3 separate regions of the Homo sapiens genome follow, and regions 1 and 3 are each linked to region 2. A link is an interaction called in ENCODE POLR2A ChIA-PET data of the cell type or tissue named here. Cell type or tissue: MCF 10A. All regions are shown on one strand.

Region 1 (8,000 bases), 54 kb after region 2:
GCCAAAGTCATGTGTCCCTTTAAGTTTCTTGAAATATGTGACCGAGCATTCAAACTAAACCAGCTCCACGTCACACCTTACCTGTCACAAAAGGAAAAAAAAACATTCATGGATGGGAAGAGAGAGTAGCCAGCTGTATTCTATCCACCTACGGGAAGGACATGCCAGAATTCGTCTAGGGTTCGTACCCTTGAGGCAGACACTTGAGACCTCCTCACCAAGTTACCCCCTGTGAACACCTAGCCAGGAAAAAGGATCCTGCCCCTGAACTATGACTTCTCCCCAGAAAGGAGCCGGTGAGTGGACGTTGCCTTGCAGCCCAGCCCTCCTCCCCTTCCGGCTCATGCAATGTCCAAGAAAGGATATCTTTGAGAAAGATGAAAGGTCAGTGAGTTGGAGTCTAGAAATCAAGGGGGTGGTTTTCTGGACTAACTACAATGGCGCGTGATCTCACCTGCCAGGGCTATTCCAGCCCCCCCGCTGACAAGTCCACTGCGCAGGGACGGGACCCACACAGGCCTTCACTGGCATCAGGGAAACACATCTTTCTCCTCCCAGGCTGTAAAGTTCTGGGTTTTCGCTATTCTGTCATGAGCCCAGATTATTCAGGGAAAGCCACAGTCTGGAGAGAAGACCCTGGAATGGGCACAGAGGTGACGCGTGGGCTGCCGCAGAGCCAGCCGTTTGGGGCCCATGTGGGAAGCCAGACTCCAGGCCCCGGGAAGGATCAGGCAGCCAGGAACAGCATGGCCAGGGAGGCAGCATCAAAGCCTGGCAAGGTCTTTGCCAAGGACCTGCTAATAGCTTCCGTCTATCATCCGGGGAAATGATTTCTGGGACTAGATAATTGACTTCTGTTCTTTGTGACAGATGAAGTTTTAAAACGCCGGAGTCCATGCCTGTCTCTTTCATTACTGACGGGTTTTGCCTTGGGAGGGCAGGTCAGCGGCAGGCAGGGAGAACGTGTGCCCGGGCTTCCTTCTCTGTGCGGGGGAGGGGCGGGGCCCGTCAGAGACCCGAGCAGTTACCTCCATCATTTAGACCCCAAATTCCGGGGAAAATTTGATGATCCCAAGGTTCTAATCCGAAGAGTTGCCATTACTTATACTCACACAGATGTTTGTCTTTCTTTCTTTCCTTTTCTCTTTCTTTCCTTTCTTTCTTTCCTTTTCTCTTTCTTTCTTTCCTTTTCTGTTTCTTTCTTTCTTTCCTTTCTTTCTTTCCTTTTCTCTTTCTTTCTTTCCTTTTTTTCTTTTCTCTTTTCTTTCTCTTTCTCGCTGTCTCTCTCTTTCTTTTCTTTCTTTCTTTCTCGCTGTCTCTCTCTCTTTCTTTTCTTTCTTTCTTTCCTTTTTTCTTTCTTTTCTTTCTTTCTTTCTTTCTTTCTTTCTTTCTTTCTTTCTTTCTTTCTCTTTCTCGCTGTCTCTCTCTCTTTTTTTCTTTCTTTCTTTCTTTCTTTCTTTCTTTTTTGAGACAGGCTGTCTCTCTGTCACCCAGGCTGGACTGCAGTTGCACTATCTTAGCTCACTGCAACCTCCGCCTCGTGGGCTCAAGCCATCCTCCCACCTCAGCCCCCCAAATATCTGGGACCACAGGCGCACACCACCACGCCCATTGTATTAGTCCGTTTTCACTGTGCTGATAAAGACATACCTGAGACTGGGCAATTTACAAAAGAAAGAGGTTTAATGGACTCAGCTCCACATGGCTGGGGAGGCCTCACAATCATGGCAGAAGGTGAAAGTCATGTCTTACACGGCGGCTGACAAAGAGAAAGCTTGTGCAGGGGAACTCCTCTTTATAAAACCATCAGATTTCGTGAGACTTATCCACTATCACGAGAACAGCACATGATTCAATTATCTCCCACCTGGTCCCTTCCACAACACATGGGAATTGTGGGAGCTACAATTCAAGATGCGATTTGGGTGGGGACACAGACAAACCATATCACCTGTCTAATCTTCTTTTGTATTTTTTAGTAGAGATGGGGTTTTGCCATGTTGCCCAGGCTGGTCTTGAACTCCTGGCCTCAAACAATCCACCTGCCTTGGCCTCCCAAAGTGCTGGGATTGCAGGTGTGAGCCACTGTGTCCAGCTAACACAGAGTTTTTTTTTTCTCATTTGTTTGCTTTAATGCTTTTACAGTTTGTCAATTTTTATCTCAGCTGTAATAACCAACATGTACGTGACATGTTATGGTTTACAAAACTTCACTTGGTCATCTTGTGAGTTAAGCCAAGGAAGGAGTGCCTTGTTATCCCCTCTGAAATTCAGAAAGGTGAAGTGATGCGCTCAGCACCACAGAGCACAGAAAGAGCAGGGCTGGAGCCGGGCACGGGGGCTCATGCCTATAACCCCAGTGCTTTGGGAGGCTGCAGAGGGGTGAATAGCTCAAGTCTAGGCATTTTAGACCAGCCTTGGCAACATAGCAAAATGCCATGTATACAAAAAAGTACAAAAAGTTAGCTGGGCATGATGCTGTGCACCTCTGGTCCTAGCTACCAGAGATCCTGAGGTGGGAGGATCACTTGAGCCCTGGAGGTTGACGCTACAGTGAGCCATGATTGAGCCACTGCACTCCAGCCTGGGCAACAGAGCAAGACCCTGTATCAGAAAAAAAAAAAAAAAAAAAAAGCAGAATTGGGACTCAAATCCAGTCTTCTGGATCTGAACCACTGTCCTAAACACCATCCCTCCTAAGCAACAACTTGTGAACACAGTGGCATTGCTTACTACTTTTTAAACCAATGTCTGAACTCGACGTGTCTAAGCTAAACTCACCTCCTCCTCTCCACCCCTCAACCCACTTCTCTCCTGGCATCCCCATTGCTGCTCAAGGTGCCCCCTTCAAGATGTCCTTAAATTGTTCCCTCCCTTCCCTCTGCTCCACATCCAATCGGTCACCTCTTCCCTCATCTTCCTTTCAGGCTGATCCTCCAGGATGCCCTCACTTTCCTGTCCTATTTTCCTGCTCAGCTCAGCCCCGTCTCACAGCTGGTCTCTCCCAGCCACCCCTGAAAGCTGTCCCCACCTCAGTACCATCTACCTGGGACACCTGTACACCAGCACAGCCGACTCTACCTTCCAACAACATGATTTTCGCCACTATCTTGAATTAAGCGCCTTATGTTAACTAGAATTTAACAGTGTTGTATACATAATCAGCCGTCAAAAATAATTTACTGAATGAAATTTGACGGTGGGTTTCTCAGGAGCAGGGGTCACGCAGTGTGATGTTTACTGGTGGACACCCATGATCCAGCCCCATGCAGATGTCCATACTCGTCAAATGGGTACTGGCTGATCAGATACATCAAAGGATGCCACCTGTCTATTCAAGCCTTCCAGGGCTCCCCTCTTCCTGCTAAGTCAATGCATGGACTGCTGAGCTTCTCTTTCAATTTACTTTATCAAATACCTCTGTATTAGTCAGGGTTCTTGCATTTTGAGAAATTAAAAACCCAATTCTAAAGACCTCAACCACCATAAAGGGAATTTATTGGCTTGCATAACTAAGAAGCGTAAATATCGGGAAGGGGGTCCATTGAGCCAGTGGGTTTGTAGCAGGCTGCCACATCCTAGGGTGTCTGTTCTCATGCTGCTAATAAAGACACCTGAGAATGGGTAATTTATAAAGGAAAGAGGTTTAATGGACTCACAGTTCCACATGGCTGGGGAAGCCTCACAATGATGAAGAAGGCAGAGGAGAAGCTAAGGCATGTTTTACATGGTGGCAGGCAAGAGGGTGTGTGCAGGGGAACTGCCCTTTATAAAACCATCAGATCTCATAAGACATTCATTACCATGAAAACAGTATGGGGAAGCCATCCCCATGATTCGATTATCTCCACCTGGCCCCACCCTTGACACGTGGAGGTTATTACAATTCAAGGTGAGATTTGGGTGGGGACACAGACAAACCATATCTATGCCTGAGGCAAGATCTGGAGCTAGGCAAAGTCAAGTGGGAGGTGAAGAAGCAGAGATGATGGGGAGGAGTGGGAGCAACTGATAGGAGTGTGAGGTCAATCCTTGGGTCCTGATTTTTCTGCAGTCCCCACGTGTTTGTATGAGCAGGGTGGGTCCATTTGTGGCAGCCACAATGGGTCCTGGTGGGTGTTCAGGGCTAAGGCTAGGACTGCTCAATCTGGAATCTGGAGGTGGGCGAAGGGAGGTGTTTGACAGTGCCTTATGGAAGTAGAATTGGTCAGGAACTTCCATCCTGCAAGAGAGCTATTTTCAGGTAACCCCAGCCCTCCACCCAGTGAAAATTATGTCCTTCCTTTTGAGAAGCCAGAGTTCAAGAACATCAGGGCTGCTGCCCTGAATAACTTTCTGTTATGCCTGAAATTGGGAACCTGCACCAGAGAGCTGTTTCCTGTGTCTTTCACTGTTATAACTTTGTCGTTGGTTCCTTCTTATCAACAACATGGGGTTTCTCCAATTTGTAGAGAATGAAGAGAAGTGGTGCAGGGTTGATGCAAACTGGCCTAGCTGCGAGGAAATGTGTGCATCCCCAGGACACAGAGCCAGGCCCTGGGGTTACAAAGCCAACGCAGTGTAAGCACCAAGAAATTAGTAACAACTGTAACCGCTCCAGGCACCTGCCAGTGTGCTGCCTGCGGTTCAATGCTGATGGATTCTCGTTGGTTAGTTGTGTGTTGTGTGTTGTGTACATGTGTATTAGGAACCCATGTATGTGTGTATGTGTAGGGGTGGAGGCACTACCAATATCAATTCAGACCATTTTCACAATAAACCGCCATGTCCTACAGGCCTGCTGGATCCTTGCGTGCCTTTTTTTGCTACTCCACCCAACATTGCAGAGGTGGAAGAGCTTCCTGAAGCCTGGGAGGGTCAGGGGAGGCCCATGGAAGTTGTGTGGCACTCCCCTGGGACTCAGATCCAGCTCATGTTTATTGAGGGCCTGCCCCAGTGACTAATCCTCCCACAACAGTGCTGGGGAGGCATTAGTGACTCAGGAAGGATATGGGACTTGTCCAAGGGCACACAGATTCCAACACGGGAGGTGCTTTTTCCACCACGCGGAGCCCAGACTCTGTGGCCAGACTACCTGGTTTGCACCCCAGCTAGGCACTTGCTAGCTGTGTGGACTTGGGCAAGTTACTTACTATCTCTGTGTCTGGGTTCTTCATCAAGGAATTACTTACTATGTTTAGCACAGAATAAATGCTATGTAAATGAACGCTTATCTTCTTAAGATGATTACATCACATGCTTCTGAAAATGATTTCCTCAGAAAAACAACATACTAGAAGAACACGAAGGCTGTTTTCAAATGGAACCTCAGTAAGATTAATCGTCTTGGGAAAATTGGCCTTCTCTTTCCTGCCTTGGTCAGTACGTCCCTTTCCAGGGGGCCCCTGTCTGGGACAAGGTCCTCATGGAGAAGGTCAGCCGAAGAGCTTCGCAGCTTTGCCCTCGTTGGCCTGAATTAGATGGTCTGATGGCTGCTTGGAAAAATGCACTGCATTTTTTATGTATTTTCCCCATCAAAACACGTCTGTTTCGTTCTCTTTTAAAGGGCGTCCATGAGTCATTTGGCAGGAACAAAGAAGCTTCAGTTTGCAACTTCCGTGGGGATACAGTTTAAACAGTGTGGGCTCACGTGGTTTTTTTTAAAATCTGAAAACATGCCTTAGAGGTGCCTTAAGCACCTGATGGCAGCTGTTCTCTCTTGACAGCTGGATTCCAAATGTAAATATTATTTGTCAGAACGTATCAGAATCATTTGCATGCAGATGTAGACAGCCATCCCACGGGTGTGCCGGGGAGGCGGGTCCAAGGCCCTTTCTGCTTGTTCAGTCTGGTGGAACACAGTGCGGTTTCCTAGACTGGTTCACTGCTGTGTTTCATAAGGAGCTCAAAAGCCAGGCCAGCATCATTTCTCTTCCTGAAGGCAACCCTCCAACTGTCCCACTCAATCCCAAAGTCATCAGCATGAGGCAGGAACCTGAGGCCAGGGGCCTGGGAGGAGAAGAGCAGGGAGTGAAGTCCCACAGGTCCCCTGAGCCCTGACACCTTCTCCCCTCAGCACCCCAAACCCAACCTGTCTGGGAGCAGACTCCCCTCCCTCAACTCCCGGGTGCACCTGTCACCTGTCCACACACAGCCACACACTGGGGGCTGGAACATGGGGTGAAGTGCACAGAGTTGGATTTGGGTACATGCCACTTCCTCTCTAGCAACTGGGGAGGTTACTTCACTTCTCTGCATCAGTTTCAGCTACCTCATAGGGTTGCTGTGAGAATTAGATTAAGTAAAGTGCTGTAAACCAAAAAGAAAACTCTAAATTCTAAGCCCCATAACTCTCTGAATGAGCCCCTCCTGTCAGCCAGGGGCCTTCCAAAGTCAACCTGAAAAACCAGTTCAGGCTGTGACAGGAATGTGGGGCTGGATATGCCTCATTACACCCTCCTCCCTTTTGGAATTACTGATAGAACACACTCTAAGTCTGATAAGAAACATTTACAATCTAGTCCCTCTAAAGCCTGCTCCCTGGAGGCTGCCTCTGCATAATGGGAACTTGGTCTCCACAACCCCTTATCTTAACCCAGACATTCCTTTCTATTGATTCTAGGTCTTTGGACAATAACTTGCCTTTTCGAATTGAACCAGTGTACATCTTACATGTACTGACTGATGCCTATGTCTCCCTAAAATGTATAAAACCAAGTTGTAATCCAGCCACCTTAGGCATGTGTTCTCAGCACCTCTTGAGGGCTGTGTCATGGGCATTGTTCACTGAGATTAGCTCAGAATAAATCTCTTCAAATATTTCACAGAGTTTCACTCTTTTTGTCAACAGCACTAACCCACATAATAAATGCTCATAGTAAATGCTCAGCACGTTACCTGTCATTGTCAATCAGTCAGTAAGTCCCATTGTCGCTTTCCTGAGTTACTACTCGGGACTTTCAACAGAGCTCCTCATTCTCATCCGATTTCAATCCATCCTCAACTTGGTTACAAGAGTTAGCTCCCTACATTCTTTTTTTTTTTTTTTTTTTTTTTTTTTTTGAGATAGAGTCTCGCTCTGTCACCCAGGCTGGAGTACAGTGGCGTGATCTCGGCTCACTGCAACCTCTGCTTCCCGGGTTCAAGCGATTCTCCTGCCTCAGCCTCCTGAGTAGCTGGGATTACAGGCACGTGCCACCGCACCTGGCTAATTTTTGTATTTTTAGTAGAGACGGGGTTTCACCACGTTGGTCAGGCTGGTCTTGAACTCCTGACCTCGTGATCCACCCACCTTGGCCTCCCAAAGTGCTGGGATTACAGGCGTGAGCCACTGCACCCGGCCGGGGTAGCTCCCTGAATTCTTATGTGACTCTGAATCTCCTTAAAACCCTCCATCCATTTCCCATTGCTTCAGGATAAAAACATAAGCATAAGATGAGAAAAAGCAGTGAGAATCCATTAACATTTGCCAGACCACAATAAACTGTGTTTTCTTGAGTTCAGTGATGCGATCTTGGCTCATTGCAACCTCGACCACCTGGTCTCAAGTGATCCTCCCACCTCAGCCTCCTGAGTAGCAGGGACTACAGGCAAGCGCCACAATGCCCAGCTAATTTTTGTATTTTTTGTAGAGACGGGAGTCTCCCTATGTTGCCCAGGCTGGTCTTGAACCCCTGGGCTCAAGTATCCTCCCTCCTTGGCCTTCCATAGAACTGGGATTCCAGGCATGAACCACCATGCCCAGCCCTTCTTATTTTTGTGTAGCAGAAATATAATGTAGTGAAGAGAGCATAAGTTTTGGAGCCCAACAGATGAACGTTGGAATCCCTCCCCTGCCACTTACTGTCTATGTGATTTGGGCAAAATACTTAAGATCCCTGAGCCTCAATTTGATTTTCTGAGGCCAGGCATGGGAGTTCGCACCTGTAATCCCAGCACTTTGGGAGGCTGAGGTGGGCGGATTGCTTGAGCTCAGGAGTTTGAGACCAGGCTGGACAATATGGCAAAACCCCATTTCTACC
Region 2 (8,000 bases):
CACCAAAAAAAAACTGGCCAAAAAGGGAAACAAACACCTTATTACTCCTGAACTCACAGGCTGTTGCCTCAGCCTCTCCTCCCCATGCAAACAAAACACTGTACTTAAACCAGTGCTATGGTTTTCCATCTCCAGGGAGACCTGTACACCAGAAAAGACCCTTGAGAAAGACATTTCCAGTAAGACAAGGGATGGAGCAGCCCCCATGGGAAGGTGGATGAAAGTGATCTGGATTCTGCACAGGCTGGTAAGACAATGCTTTTTCAAGCGGATGTGGCTGTAGCTCAGCAAAGCTGTGGACAATTTGTTTACAAAAGCCTGGAGTATTGTCAAATATCAAGCGGTTCCCCTAAGTCCAGCTCTCTGGTGTTACAGATGGGGAAACTGAGGCTCCAGAAAGAGGAACTAAGTTGCCCAAGATATAACATAAGAGTGTCTACCAAAGACTAGAGGAGCTGAGGTTTTAAAAACAGAACAAATACAAGGAACCAGCATACAATCTAAACCTGTCATCTGTGTGCACCATCAATAAGCTCATCCGTGTGAAGATCAGTAGGTAGCGGGTCAGCTAACAGTGTTAGTAAGTGCTCACCCTAAATTCAAACCCCAGCAGTCGGAGGCCAGAGCCATGGCTCCTCCCACACACTGACCACCTCCCTGTGGAAGAGGGAAACCCCAGTCCACACATGTGAGACACGCCAGCCCACGGATCCACACACTGGAGCCACAGGTCAGACACAGAATGCCACTCACCTCTAACATCTTTACCTCACCTCAGGGCTCTTCTGAATTGGGACAGAGATCATACTCTCAAAATCATGGGAAGAGATGGGATCATCTCACTGGTTTTCCTCAAGACAACTGCTCTGCAAATCAAAAGAAGAAACATGGGCACCTACTGTATACAATGTACTCCACCAGGTGAGCAAGAAAAGACTCAGTCTCCTGGTCGCTCAGAATCTAGCCTTCAACCAGAGCAGGCCAGGCACGGTGGCTCATGCCTGTAATCCCAGCACTTTGAGGGGCCGAGGCAGGAGGATCTCTTGAGCCCAGGAGTTTGAGACCAGCCTGGGCAACATACTGAGACCCTCATCTCTACAAAAAATAAAAATAAAAGTAATTAGCCAGGCATGGTGGCATGTACCTGTAGTCCCAGCTACTTGGGAGGCTAAGATGGGAAGATTGCTGGAGCCTAGGAGGTCGAGGCTGCAGCGAGCTGAGATCATGCCACTGCATCCCAGCCTGGGCAACAAAGCAAGAATCTGTCAAAAAAAAAAAAAAAAAGACCAAAAGACCCAGTGGGTGCTTCCTAAATTTCAGAAAATAGGCAGAACCATCTTAATCTTTTCAAAGGTATCAATTATGTTTTCATCTAAAAGTCACAATGTAAATGAGAAATGTCCTAATCCAGCCTCAGGAGTTGAGGCCCTGTTAAACTTTTCCATTTTCACTTTTTGAAAAGCAAAAGTCAGAAAGCAACATTAACCATCAAAATGTGTACAAAACAGGGCTTTTTTTTTTAACTCTCTTTTTTTAAAAAAGCTTCCACTCACTCAAGCCAGAAACCAGTGTTTTCCTGGATTCCCAGCCCGCACAGCCAAGAGGTCAGAGACTTGTCCCTCTTGCCTATTTCTCCAAGCTGTTCCTGCCTTCCCCTCCCCTTGGCCATGGCCTCAACTTGGACCTCGTCCTGCCTTCACTAGCCCCTGCCTGGTCCGCCTGCCCGTCTCCGTACCCCAGCCCTGCCTGGTACCCACACCAGCCTCGGGGGGGATCTTTCTGACACTCAGATATTGCCCTGTCCTTGTCCCATTCACTCAAAAAAGAAACCTGAAGTAGACAACACACAGCACCTTTGCTCCAACACAGGAAAGGAGAAAGAGAAAGAAAAGCAAGAAAAAAAAAATTTAACTGTGCTGACAAATAATTATAGTTCCAAATTTAAAGGCAGGATCTTTAAAAAACAAAAAAGTAAAATGCACTGTCTGTGTCTCTCATACATACACACAACCACCTACACATACATACATACAATAACAGATAACAGTTGCTTTTAATTTTTTAAATTTTATCAAGTTTTTATTTCCCTTTGCCTCTCCGGTAAAAAATCCTCTTTAGACATTAAGAATGTTTATACAGACAATTATAAAACTAAATTAAGTTCAAGCTCTTTACATCAGTACAGAGACAATTTTAATTTTATTAATCTTCATAAAAGTAAGATATCAAAATATACACCCTAAAAAGTTCATCTGGCATACTGCACAACACAGGTTAAAAAACAGAAAAAAATAATACAGGCAAGGATAAGAATATGTCAGGAATATAAGAGGATCAGCATTTCAATCTAACTCTTTGAAGATGTCGACGAACTTAATATATTCAAGTGGCCCGAAATGATCTTTACTTCGTGGCACTTGATTACCTACAAGCCTCTGCTTATGAAACATCCAGGTCAACTTCATACTGCAAAACTTACAGAGAGACTCAGGCCCACCAAGAGCAGGAAACAGGGGCCCCAAAGCAGTCCAGGTGCCAAGGACATCCCTTTGTCCCTCCCTGACCGGCCCTCCAAGTCCACCATCACCTGAAGCCTTTTGACCCAGCGTTTCTCAACATCAGGCCCGGACACACTTGGGACAAGGTACTTCTTTGTGGTGGGTGCAGTCCTGGGCACTGTGGGATGTGTAGTAGCATCCTGGCCTCCACCCACCAGATGCCACCAGCACCCCAGTCCCCAGTCCTGGCAGATCAAACATGACTCCGGACCTTGCCAGAAGTCCCCTGGGAGGCTAAACTGCCAGGTGGAGCAGCTCCATCTGCCTAAGCCCACTGCCCTTGCCATTCATGGGAAGGCATTGCCGGCTGCATCCACCAACCAAGTTCTCCGAGTTCTACCCTCAGGGTTCAGACATCTAAAACAACAGCAGCCTGACCACTTCTTACATGTTCCCATCACAGCTGCCAGGCCATGCGGCTCACTCTGCCCTACCCAGCCCGACACCTCAGCTGTCAGCCACTCCTGGCCCCGAGACGTGGTCTGAACTCCCCTGCCTCCCGCACGCTACCACAGCAGCTCACGTGCCCCAGCTCCAGTTCTCCCTCCTCCATTTCTCTTTACTTCACTCCCTTCACTCCCTAATGTACTGGGCTTTCCAATCAGCCCACCAAGGAGCCTCCGGCCATACAAGACAGAACTGCTGCAGGATGATTTACACATCCGGCCTCTGCTGGAATGAACAACATCTGAACTCTGCGAGTGAAATAACAGCAAGCCATGAGGAAAATCAGAGCCCTGGAAAGGGAAGGGCTGGGGTGCCACCCACCAGGGCTGGGTCCTGAGAGGCAAGGCTGCCTTGGCTACCTCTTAAAAAGAAAACAACTCTGCCCGGGGCAGCTGGCACAAGCTCCATCCCTGCCACACTGGTGCACAGGACGACCAGCCATCTGTGTGGTCCAAAAGGTCATCTAACTCATCAGGTTCAAAACTACAGGCCCCATCTCTAACTCGATTAATTCTACCATTAGTCACTCTGTAGCCACACACAGATCCCCGCCTACAACAGGACAGGAAAAGCTCCAGTTGGCATATGTCGGGCGGGGACAGTGAAACACGGCACTTGGAGAAATTCAGCTCGTCTGGAGACACAGGTGAGAGGCAGAGCAAGCAGAAGGCTGGGCCGTCTACTCCTTGCACCAGTCATCATTAGGAGTCAACTCCATGCCATTCTCAAATTCCTCTCTTATCACTTCCCCAAACAGGATGTGTTCAATTGGTGAGTCATGAAAAATAGGGTATTTCTAGAAATCCACTGGAAGGAAGGTGTGGGAGAACATTTCTAAAGAGTGAGAACAAAGAGACAATATGCAAAGCCACTGAAGCATTCGCAAGGCCGGAAGTGGGCTCCAGGCTGGGCCCCTGTGCATCGGCCCCAGAGTGGCTGACCAGACTTTATTCCACCTGCCCCCAGCTCAATTCAACAGTCCAACCAACTGAACCCTGAGTAAATCCATCTTCCTTCACCTTGGCTCTACCTACTCATTTTAACTGATTAGAAACAGCCCAGCTTCTGGATCCACACAATGGGGATAGTGCCCACTTCCCCAGGTGGCTGTGAAGTCCCAGATGTCCCATCTGTCCCCTCCCTGGTCTTTCATGACAATGTCCCAGCTGCCCCAGCAGGAAGTGATCTCTCCCTGCTTCTGAGCTCCTCCTATTATCAAGGCCCCTGCAAGGCCACGCGCCGCCATTACCTTGTTCTGGTGCAATCTGTGTGCTGTCTCCTCTCCCTCCACTAGCCAGAGCCCCAGCCATGCGACAGGCTCTGGCTAAATGTTCTCCCCGGGTTTTCTCACTGAATTCTCACACCAGCCTGTCTCTAGGCAGTCTGGTTATTGCTGCCTCCCATTTTACAGTTTAGGAAGCTCAAGCTTAGGAAGCTGAGAGGCAGCACAAATAGCGTCAAGAAGAAAAATGAACTCGAGCCAGAGTGCCCAGGCTTTGTGACTTCTCTGCTCAGTGACCCAGGGAACATTGCTTCACCTCTGTGAACCACTCCCCTCTTCCTTTTTTTTTTTTTTTTTTTTTGAGACATAGCTTCGCTCTGTCACCCAGGCTGGAGTGCAGTGGTGCGATCTTGACTCACTGCAACCTCCGCCTCCCGGGTTCAAGCAATTCTCATGCCTCAGCCTCCCGAGTAGCTGGGATTACAGGTGCCTGTCACCACGACCAGCTAATTTTTATATTTTTAGTAAAGATGGGGTTTCACCGTGTTGGCCAAGCTGGTCTCAAACTCCTGACCTCAGGTGATCCACCCACCCCAGCCTCCCAAAGTGCTGGGATTACAGGCGTGAGCCACCATGCCCAGCCCACTCCCCTCTTCTTTAAACATGGGGATGATGACAGTACCTAGCCACAGGGTTGTTGTAAGGATTAAATCCATTTAACATGTGTTAAGCACTTACTGCCTGGCACACAGTAAGTGCAATATAAGTGTTTGTTAAACACAAATGAGTAAATGAGCATATTTGCCCATGGCCACACAGGTATCAATTAGCAAAACCTATATCTGAGTCCAGGTCCAGCTGGCTTCAAAGCAGATGCTCTAATCACTACATAGGCTAAGCTATAACGAGAGGTCCTGAAGGGAATGAACCATTTCTTATCCATCTCTGCATTTCCTGCAAAGTGTATTGGTCCCAAGCCACCATACAACTTTTGTAAGTGTTACTTAAAAAGTAAAATCTGAAGAATTTACAAAAAGCTTTCTCTGAAAAGAGATTATAAAACACTAAAGAACTACCAGAGCCCATAAAGGAAAATAGCACAAAAAGCATAAAGGCCTCTCATCAAGGTAACCTTCTCATCTGGACCTTCCATTCTGAGGATGTTTATTCTGGAGACCTCAACATAGTACGGCTTCGCAATTCCTTCACTATCTGATAGACTCTTCAAAGTCCCGGCATAATACCAGCCTTCATTATAATTGTCACACAGACATCGATCACTATCACCAAAGCAACCACCAGGGTTAACCTCCCAGCCCTCCTGGACAGTAATTAGATGACTCAAACTGTCTCAAAGCCGTATCTCTGTATCTCTCTACCACAAAACTACTTTGGTCCCACTGAGCAAAAAAAACACAGAGCACAGACTGGCAGCATTCTCCATTCCTAAGAGGCAGCAATTTGGAAATAATAAAGGAAATCCTTGGATTCCTGCTGGCAATAGATACAGAACAAAACTGCAGCTGGGAACACGTCTAACGTGGAATTCCTTCTTCCAGAAGGGCAAGGCAGCCCCTCTGTACAAGGGCACAAACATATTTTTACTTTTTTAAGGATTTACACTCACTAATTCAACTTTCGAACCATTACCCTCTAAGAATCAAGTCCCCATGGCCAGAGAAACAAGCTTTCTATGAACCAATGACACCAGAGCTCCGGCAACAGCATGTCTCACTCCCTGCAATCTAAGCTGTAGTTGCCTGTCAGTTTTATTCATTCAACAAACACATATTAAACATATATGATGTGTCCAGTGCAATTCTGGGTGCTGAGGATGCATCACTAAGTAAGAGTCAAAAATCCCTGCCCCCAGGAAGCTTATGATCTAATGGGGAGAAGGGGAGATAGAAAATAAATTAAAAATATGACAAGTTATGTGCTAAGTGAGGTGGTTAAACAAATCAGACAAGTTCTCTGCACTTCCAAGATCATAGTTTGTCAAAGACAGACAGTAAATAACAGATACAGACAGTATAATGTGGACAGTCAGCTGCGAAAGGGGTACGGGGGCACAAAGCCAGCAGAGGAGGGCCCTCTAATGTGGCCTCCAAGGAAGGGGCACTGGGCTGAACTTCACAGAACAGGCAGGGAGATACGAAGAGCAGGGCGACTCTACAAACAGAGGGACCACCTGTGTAAAAGGATCGGGCGCAGGGCAGTGAGGCGTGTTGACACAGAGGACAGGCATGGATGAGATGGGGTGGGAGGGAGGCAGGGGCCAGGTCAACAAAGGAGAAGGACCCAGAGTCTGGTTACTTTCCAAAAGGTCAGGGAAGCCACCAACGTGTCTTCAGCTGAGAAGCTAAAGAGCAAATCTTTAAGACAATCACCATGACCTCAGTGGGAGCAGAGGCTGTTGAATGCTCTGGCTGACAAATGACAGGGGCACCCACTGCAGCTGGAGGAATGGAGAGAAGGGGCCAGATCAAGAGAGATGGAAGCAGGAGCTTCACTCACAGGACAAGATGGGCAACTGGAGCAAGCCAGGCAGACTTATGGTTGCCACTTCCCAAAGTGTCCGCTGGGTCAAGTGGGTGGGAGGGGCACAGCCCAGCTCTCAGTCCTCACCTGCTGCAGGGAAGGGCCAGGCTGCCAGGTGACAGAGCTAAAACCTCAAGGATGGCATGCGAGACGGCACAGAGAGGAGAGTCTCCAAAGGAAGGCATGGCACAAGGGCTCCAACTAGCAGAAGGACCATGGGAACACAGCATGCAGATGCCAGGGACACCCAAGGGCCAGGCAGACAGACAGGCCCGCTGCTGTGCAGGAGTCTATGAGCAAGAACAGGGCCCTCTGACAGGAGGAAGAACAGGCAGGCGCAGGCTAGGGGTGTGGCGGCACCCGGGCATCTCAATGGGCATGCACACACAACAGAGCTGGCCTCCGGGAGGTGGCAGCTATGTAACATGACCAGCGACTGCTCACTGGCATCTCAGCGAACGGGTAGCAGGTACCGAGTCATGACGCAAACCCAAGTCTGTCAAAGCCCAGGCTGTTGCCTCCATACCAGATGCTAAAACTGGGTCTTAAAGTTAGATGTGACCTGACTTAAGCCCTAGAGCAAGTTCCTCCTGGCTGAGGTCAGAGGCAAGCTTGGCTGGGGAGAGGAAGAGGGCAGAGCCTGAAAACCTGGTGAGGAGTCAAGGAAACTGTCACCTGCTCCCTGGAGGTGACAAGGTCCTGGCTACAGGAGGGAGTGAAGGGAAAGGATTCACCCCAGCAAACCCTTCCAGCAGAGAGAAACACCCAGCCACTGCCTTTCCCCCATCCATCCTGCTGGCAGGAAGCACAAATTCCTCTTGCCCAGGCTGGCATAAGAAGAAAAAGGAAGGAAGTGGCCTGGGGAAAGTGACCGACATAGAACCGCAAAGCAGCCGAGCCTGGGCAGCATCTCCCCGCCAGAAACAGGCAGGGGTTTGTGCTGCCAGGAAGCAAGAAGCTGGACTGTGCCCTGCCATGGAACCAGCCCAGGGCCTCCCTCACACACCTCCAAGGTCACACAGGACCCCCTGGCCCATGCTCCTGTGCAGGCAGACCCCATCTCTGGGCTTTGTTGCTATTAAAGACATTGCTGCTCCCAAACCACTGTTTTCATCAAAACCCTTATAAATCTGGTCTGCTTAAAAGGGCTTCTCCAGTGATTAGAAAATGCAGGCGTTTTCCTAACAACCTTCCTTCAAAAGGTGAAACAACGTCCTTGCCTTGCACATATC
Region 3 (8,000 bases), 53 kb before region 2:
TCCTCCCACAGCAAAAACCGTTTCTTCATTTGCTAATGACATTGTCGCTATCTTCAGCTCTTAGCCTAGATAAGAGCTAAGAGCTGAAGACAGCGACAATGTACAACCTTCCAGTCAAGTGCATGTACCATTAACCTGAACACCAAGTGCTGTCACCAGCATAACAGAACGAAGGCAGGGTGCACCAGCCTTATGGCTACCCAGCCCCAGCCTCCTTGCTGACCCAACAAAGACCCTCCAAACCCCTGCTCCAGGCCAGACCACAGGCCACTTGGGAATCAGGCAGAGGGAAAAGCACTTGCTGACACCCCACATTCCAACCTTCCATGCAGACAGCTCGGCGAAGGGAGCGTTTAAGGAGAGACATATGTTCTCTATGGCAGCAGCCTGGTGGAGACTCTCCCTAGACGGATGACATGACGATTACTACTCAAATGTGTGTCACGACACGAATGTTGTGATGTTGTGCACAACTCTGCACAGTGGAGACCATTTCCTCCGGCTGTCGGCTGTACATGCCACCTGTTTCCGACCTCACTTGTGGCGCATGATCTCATGGGAATGCAATTTCTTCAAATCAAACATCATCCCTGTTTCTTAACAGGGTCTCTACTTAGTGGACATCTCGTGAGAGAGAACCATTTTCAGAACTTTATTTCTAGAATCATCCCAACTAAACGGCTGAAAACATATTTTCATTTCCAATTTACTAATGTGTATCATTCTTCTGGATAATCCCACTTCCAGAAATCTATCCTAAGGAAATAATCAAGGTGATCAGAGATGTGTGTACAGAACATTTATAAAGAGTGAAAATTTAAAATGTGTTAAGTTCCAACAATATGAAAATGGTTAAATTAACAGTATTTCTACAAAATGGAATATTATGTTGGCTTTTAAAATCATGATATAGGAATATGGTAGGAGCAGAAAGCCAAGTTTAAAAAAGGGAGGACATAAAATTAGATATTTAGTCTCAATTTTGCAAAAAGTGAAATGTAGAGAGGAGGTTGAAAAGATAATACATCAAAATGCTAACAGTGGTGGGGAAAACTGAGCACTTGCTAGCAGTCAATAAACTGTCATATGCAAGGCTGTTATATACTAGGTCCCAGGCCAAGTGCTTTCTAGATGTTATTTTATTCTCCTCTGAGTGGACAAGGAAACAGACTGTCAGAGTGTGAACAAGCCCAGGATCCTGCAACTTCTAAGAGGCAGAGCTGTGTTCCAAGTCGCAGTGGGCCTCAGACCCAGCGCTCACCTGAGCCTCTGCTGGTTATAAAGATACTGAGATCCTGCCAGGCTCAAGACTTGCTTGCTTTAGTGCTTTTCTGAACTTTCCAAATTTTCTAAACTAAGCTTATCTTAGCTTTATAATAACAACGTAAGGAATAAATAAAACTTTAAAAAGAAATCTGAAGCACCAGCTCTAATGGCTAGATTGTTACAGTGCTCTGTGCCTGTGCCTATTAAGAACATTAGGCCAGGTGCAGTGGCTCACGCCTGTAATCCCAGCACTTTGGGAGGCCGAGATGGGCAGATCTCTTGAGGTCAGGAGTTCAAGACCAGCCTGGCCAACAGGGCGAAACCCAATCTTTAATAAAAATACAAAAATTAGCCAGGAGTGGTGGCAGGTGTCTGTAATCCCAGCTCCTCAGGAGGCTGAGGCATGAGAATCACTTCAACCCAGGAGGCAGAGGTTGCAGTGAGCCGAGATCGTGCCACTGTGCACTCCAGCCTGGGTGACACAGCGAGACTCCATCTCAAAAGAAAATAAATAAATAAATAAATAAATAACATTAGAATATGTCTTTCTCTCCCAAAGCTTTCCCTGGACAAGGTGACGGGAGGGACACAGCCTTCGGAACTGAGTATACCTGTATCATCTTTGACAAGACAGAAGTAGCCACAACCAGAAGGGGTTGAACAAGAATGTCCTCCCTATTCATAACCCCTGAGAGCTCCCGTGCAGGATGAGCAACTGGAAGGATGCCTCTCACCGGCTTCTTCCTGCCACTTCCTCCGCCTTCTCCAACACCCCGGGCTTGTTCCACTTTCAATACCCATTTCCATCATCTTTCCTAGGAAGTCCCTTGGAATGTGATTCCTCAAGAAACAGCCAGTCTTTGTGGATGGTACCCCAGGATGTATCTAGTCTGGTTGTGTTCAGCACAGGCAGCTAGCAATGGAGTTCACTAATCAGGCCAAGGTGTGCGCTATTAAAATACAAAACCTGTTGTCTATGATCATCCCATCCTCTTTGATCCTGCCTTATATTAATGATCCCATCCTTCCAGTGATGTTCAAATGAGTTCAAAGTCTGTGTGAATAACTAAACGTCACCCCAATGACCTCCCTGTGAAGCTCCTACTGCTTGTAGGAGTACACTTGGAAGGCAGGTGAGAGGGTGAAGAGTGGAGACTGGGCTACTGCATATTTTTTTTTATGTTGATGGTTTCTGTCCCTTTAGGCTTTAGAGTACAGAATGTATCCGCATTTACTTTTATTCATTCATTGTGTGCTTCCATTACGGGTCAAGAATATTTCTGGTTACTAAAGAATAAAATCCAATCACACTGAAAGTCTATTCTCCAGCAAGCACTAATGAACACAAAGATTCATCAAACAGAGCCCCTACCCTCAAGAAGCAAGCATCCAATAAGTGAGAAAGACTCAGCCCATCAGTTCAGTGCAGCGACACAAAGGCAAGAAACAAAATGAGCTCTGGGGAATTCAAGGCGCTTGGTGTGTCCAGAGCATGGGGAAGGGCTGGAGAGTCAGGCAGGAGCCAGAGATGAGGAACTTCATCCCAGGTAACGGAGAGCAGCCAAAAGGCTTCTAAGAGATCTGCATTCAAGAAAGATAATAAACCTTGGTACCTGCCAACACACAACTTAGCAAGACAAAGATAAACATGCGAAAACAATCCACTGTGATGTAAATTACACGAGGTGGAAACACAGCACTCTATGGGGAAAGGAGTACATTTTCTGGGGGCTGGTAACAGAAAAGGCTTCTTGGAGCAGATGACATTTAGAGGAATTTCCTCATTGAAAATGTAGTATGGCATGAGATTAAAACTGAGCTACCAGCTGCTTGACTCACCCTAGACTCTCCTTAACCAGAGAGCTGCTTCCCTCCTAGGGGTGCTCTGAGACCAAATCAGGGAAGGAGAAGGGGGTTGGAGGTGGTGGGAAGGGGGTTTCACTAAAAAACTTGCAGGGCTCTCCTTTAGCCTGGAGACAGGCTACCCCAAGGTGTCTGGGGTTCAAAGCCAAGAGGTGAATTCAACATTTGTTGTATGGGGAGTACAAGCTATTAGAAATTTTACTCCCAATTATATTCACATCCTTTAATGGAGGAAGAGTTCATGTTGGCAAAGCAATCTGACTCGCTACATTACAGAATGTGCATTTTGCCAGGGTAAGCAGCTTTCAGCCCTTCATTTTTGCCACGTCATACCCCATGACCCCACGCTCACCACAGTGATGACTTAAAAACACACGCTGCCCCCACCCAACTCCATGGAGGGCACAGCCCCTGGGAAGCAAGCTGACTCCTGTGGTTTCACGAGATCCTGGAGCCTCACCCTCAGGGACAAGCAGCCCTTGGAAAGTACATGGTCTCTAAAGCCTCAGATAGTAGCTACCATGAACACTGTGGAGATGACATACGTGTAGAAATATCTTTCATCCTTACAACTCTGCAGGATTTTACAGATGAGGAAACAGATGAAGTCATCGTGTTGATTTGGTAGAAGATTTAAGCTCAAGGTCTGAGCTTTTTTGCTTGGTAGGTTGGGTTTGCGGACAGGTTTATGGGGGTATGGGCATCCCAAACAGTGTATGCAAAATTATGTAAAGGTACCTTTTCCTGGAGGGATCATCCAAAACAGCCTTCTTATTTTTACTGATGTCTATGATAACCAAAAGATTAAAGAACCACTGATGAAACTGCAGCCCCATGTCTTACAGATGCATGCGGCCAGCAGGTTGGCCCACAGACTGGCTGACTATAAAAGCCAGCCAAATTAAATAGCAGATACCTCTGAACCAAAGTATGATTCATGCCAACACTTGGACGTTAGTTAAGTCACAGACCTCTGTGTTCCTTCAGAGGTACCCTCCTTCCATGACTAATGCAGTGGTCACTGCGGACAGGATTCCACAAGTCACCATCTAAATTCCAATCATTGTTGTTAGCCAGCAGCGGGGAGAAGGCTGGACTCCAGAGTCTCACAACTGGAAGACATCTCCAGGGCCTTCGAGCCCACGTCCTCACCTCCCTCTATAACTTCCTCAGAGACAGAGGCCGTCCACCCGCTGCAGGAACCTTCCAACCACCAGCTCGCCGCTCAGTCTGCTCACCCAGTTATCCTCTCCCTCATATCTGAGTCAAGGCTTGCTCTTGTGAAAGCCTCCTCTAGAGAGGAACAAATACTATGTCTACCTTCCTCAGCCAGAGAAAGCCCTTCATGTACGCCCTCTCCTGCCCCTTCCGAAACCAGGAGCCCCGCGTCCTTCAGATATCCGTCCTACAAGGAGGTTTCTCCATCCCTAAGGTTTTCAGGTTCTTCTTTAAATGCTGCTCTTACAACTAAATAATGAAACAACAACCTTATTTATAAGCACCAAAGACTTCACTGAGGTCATGTGTGGCTCACCTTTGGGGCATGTGCCACGTACTGGCTCACACTGACCCTGTAATCAACCAAAACCACCTGGAATTTTTCAGAAGGACTACGATGGCTCAGCCAGGTGGCACGTAGGGTGTTCCCCACGTTGCTGCTTGTTTTCTCCACCGTGTGCCCCCAGCAACTTCCCGCCTCAGCACCAGGCAGCATGCCGCAGCAGTCAGAAGCAGAGACGGGACGCTCACCTGGTTTTGAATCTCAGCTCCTCCAACTGTTGGCTAGATGACACTGGCAGATCACTACTCAGTGCCTCTGTGAGCTCATCTGTCAATGGACAGGACCCAACTCACAAGGCTGTAAGGATGGAATTCACATAAAGTTTTTATTTAGCTTTATAATACAAATATTCTAACAAATACCTCATGAGTATTTATTACCACTATGCTTCTACCCTCGTTTGTGAATATCAATAAAAATATTCTTTATCATCATTTATCATCTATTCCTTTTTAATCACACACGGTGTACATAAATTTTGCATCCTGAATTTTATTGCTGAAGATTTCATCACAAGCATTTCTCTTCCTGTTGCTGTATAAACATAATTCCAGCAAGCAGCTAAATCCTAATTCAGCTATATATAGGAGGCATCCAATTTCTCACTTTGATAAGCAGTGCAACAACAAAGTGAACATCTTTGTGCATGGATCTCCTTCCACAAAAAGATTGTTATTTTTCTTGATGTGTACCACCAAACTGCTTTCCAGAAACTCTGCGTGCATGTTTTCAGTGCCACAACAATGGAGCAGAGTACTAGTTACTGTAAGCTTGCCAAACAGTAAAGATTATTCTGATTTTGTTATTTTCTCATGTAACAGGTAGAAATCAGATACAGTATATATATATATATTTTTTTTTTTCCTTTTTTAAAAAAAATCCTTTTCCTTTTTTTCTGTTTTGGAGACAGGGTCTCACTCTGTCACCCAGGATGAAGTGCAGTGGTGCAGTTTCAGCTCACTGCAGCCTCAACCTCCCAGGTTCATGTAATCTTCCTGCCTCACCCTCCCAAACAGCTGGGACTACAGGCATACACCATCATGCCCAGCTAATTTTTGTATTTTTTTGTAGAGGCAGGGTTTCGCCATGTTGCCTAGGCTGGTCTTCAACTCCTGAGCTCAAGCGATCCATCTGCCTCAGCCTCCCAAAGTGCTAGGATTACAGGCGTGAGTCACCGTGCCCAGCCAGTATCTTCTTAATGCACAGTGAAACTTCATTTCCTCAACTATTATATATATTTGTTCTGAACTGCCCTGTTCTAATTGATAATATCTACAATAGAAATAGTTTTCTGTATGAATTTGAAGTGTATTTTAATATCATATTCCAATTAACACTGCAAACAACAGGCAGGAACACACACACAAAGTTGTTGTATTCTCATTTTCTTTTGTATGTGGGAGATGGTAAGGATTTGAGGGAAAATCAGCATTTCTTTGTACTTTCAAGAATGTGATAATTTTCTAGGATATTCTGATTGAGGGTAGGAATATCACTCTCGATAAGAATGTTCTAACAAGTCCTTATGACAGAATAATTCTAGAGAAGTGAAAATGAAAATCTTCTGTTGCTTCCTTCTTGATAGAGATGAATTTTTCCACCCACTGATATGTCAAACAGCTAAAAATGTTAGCTTCAACTTCCTGGGGTGTGGAAGGAACACCTTTGGGCTGAGCCAGAGCTTGGGAAATTTTAGACAAGTAAGAGTTTAAAATAAATAAGCAATCCATCACTGAGTGGCAAACAGTTTCTCATAAATCATTATGACAACTGCTTTTGGAAACCCAAGCTAAGACTCTCCAGAAAATACAGCTGGCTGGGTTGCCATCATTTTGAAGACTGGGAGCAAACATAATGCACTGACTATTGTGGAAGAAGACTACTGTTTTGTATACACGTGGGACATGCAGATACCCTTTTGTCCCAGTTCAGTGTTTGAAGTGGGGATGGGGGGTTCTGAGGTAGGATTCTCAAAGTCCAGTGCCGTCACCTGGGAGCTTTTTCAATTAGCAAATAAAATACTCAGGCTCCAACCCTGACCTGCTGAACCAGAAACTCAATCCCTATTTTAACAAGACCCCGGGGTATTCTGATACTCTCTCCAGTTTATAACCACTGCTCTAATGCAGGGATTCAAAAACTTTTTCCTAGAAAGTCAGAGAGTAAATATTTAAGCAGGGCACTAACCCCATCATGAGGGCCCCACTCTCATGCCCTCATCTAAAGCTAATTACTTCCCAAAGGCCCCATCTCCAGAGACCATCACACTGTGGGTTGCTGAGGCAATACTGAGGTTATTGTGCAGGTAACGATGGTAAGAAACCATTCTTAGCTTTCAGGCTGTGAAAACACAGGTGTCTGGCCACAGTTTTCCAGCCTCCATTGTAAGGCATCTTAAATCTTCCTTCTACATAAATCCATATAAATCCTCAAAGAATAGAATACAGGGCCTGTCGTAACACACACCACTTACATCTAAAATTGTAAGTTCACCCCTCCTACACTAAGAAAGCAGTGTAAGTACATACAGCAGGAACCTGATAATGTATAAACACTCAGTATTTACTGGGCACCTATTACCCGCCCACACCCATGGCAGCCACTGCAAGGAACACACAGGAGGTATGTCACAGCTGTCACACTTACCACGTGTATGTCCAGAACCATGCATGGCACTTTTTCATGTTATCTCACTTAATCTTCACTAGCAATCCTATGACCTATTAAATTCCCATTTTACACATGAGGAAATTGAGGCTCAGAAAGGTAAAATAATCGTCCTAATGTCACAGGCTTTTTGAGTGGCATTGCTAGCTTTTAATCAAGGGTTCTTGGATTCTAATACCTACGTCTTCTTTATCCTAAATGACACCATCTCCCAGAATTGGTCTTTCACCTCAAGGGCTTCTAATTAACTGAGAAAAGATCAACAGATACAAAACTACTAGAGAACAATCAGGAGCAATATTTAAAGTGTTAACAGTGCCTGCATGTTAGGTACCCTTTAATTTGTAGCTGAACAAAACAGTGGAAACTGATTCAACCTCCAAATCCTAAGAATTCAGGAGAGGTGTGGTAGACAGAATAACGTCTCCTCCACCACCAGATGCCCACCTCCTAATCCCTGGAACTTGTGAGTACGTTATGCTACTTGGCAAAGAGGAATTGAAATTGTGGATGAAATACAGTTGCTAATCAGCTGAACTTGAGATGGGGAGATTATCTGGATTATCTGGATGAGGCCAATGTCATCACAAGGGTCCTTATATGTAGAAGAGGGAGGCAGAAGAGTCAGTGTTTGCTATGGGAC

What was found. Peaks named below come from ENCODE experiments on the same cell type or tissue, not always from the same donor. Only the 100,000 strongest peaks of a DNase experiment are listed, where the experiment ranks them.
Region 1: POLR2A ChIA-PET joins it to region 2 with 13 read pairs; 7 of 35 experiments call an interaction of 5 or more read pairs at or near these places.
Region 3: POLR2A ChIA-PET joins it to region 2 with 23 read pairs; 8 of 35 experiments call an interaction of 5 or more read pairs at or near these places.

The regions. Positions count from the first base shown.
Region 1 is chr2:9,176,946-9,184,945 of GRCh38, reverse strand. No RefSeq gene overlaps it. Among named protein-coding and RNA genes, the nearest start is that of ASAP2, 26 kb to the left of the region's middle. RefSeq lists an enhancer at 4,200-5,399. In MCF 10A, no CTCF peak of the experiment used is centred here; DNase peaks (open chromatin) are centred at 4,935 and 5,565.
Region 2 is chr2:9,230,699-9,238,698 of GRCh38, reverse strand. The region is part of intron 1 of ASAP2 (ArfGAP with SH3 domain, ankyrin repeat and PH domain 2); the gene reads right to left. Among named protein-coding and RNA genes, the nearest start is that of ASAP2, 28 kb to the right of the region's middle. RefSeq lists enhancers at 3,412-4,037, 3,105-4,304, 6,519-7,073, 7,074-7,630. In MCF 10A, a CTCF peak has its summit at 7,185 (motif pointing right); DNase peaks (open chromatin) are centred at 3,138, 3,718 and 7,198.
Region 3 is chr2:9,283,991-9,291,990 of GRCh38, reverse strand. All of the region lies in intron 2 of ASAP2 (ArfGAP with SH3 domain, ankyrin repeat and PH domain 2), which reads right to left. Among named protein-coding and RNA genes, the nearest start is that of ASAP2, 81 kb to the right of the region's middle. RefSeq lists an enhancer at 3,498-4,697. In MCF 10A, no CTCF peak of the experiment used is centred here; DNase peaks (open chromatin) are centred at 3,590 and 4,120.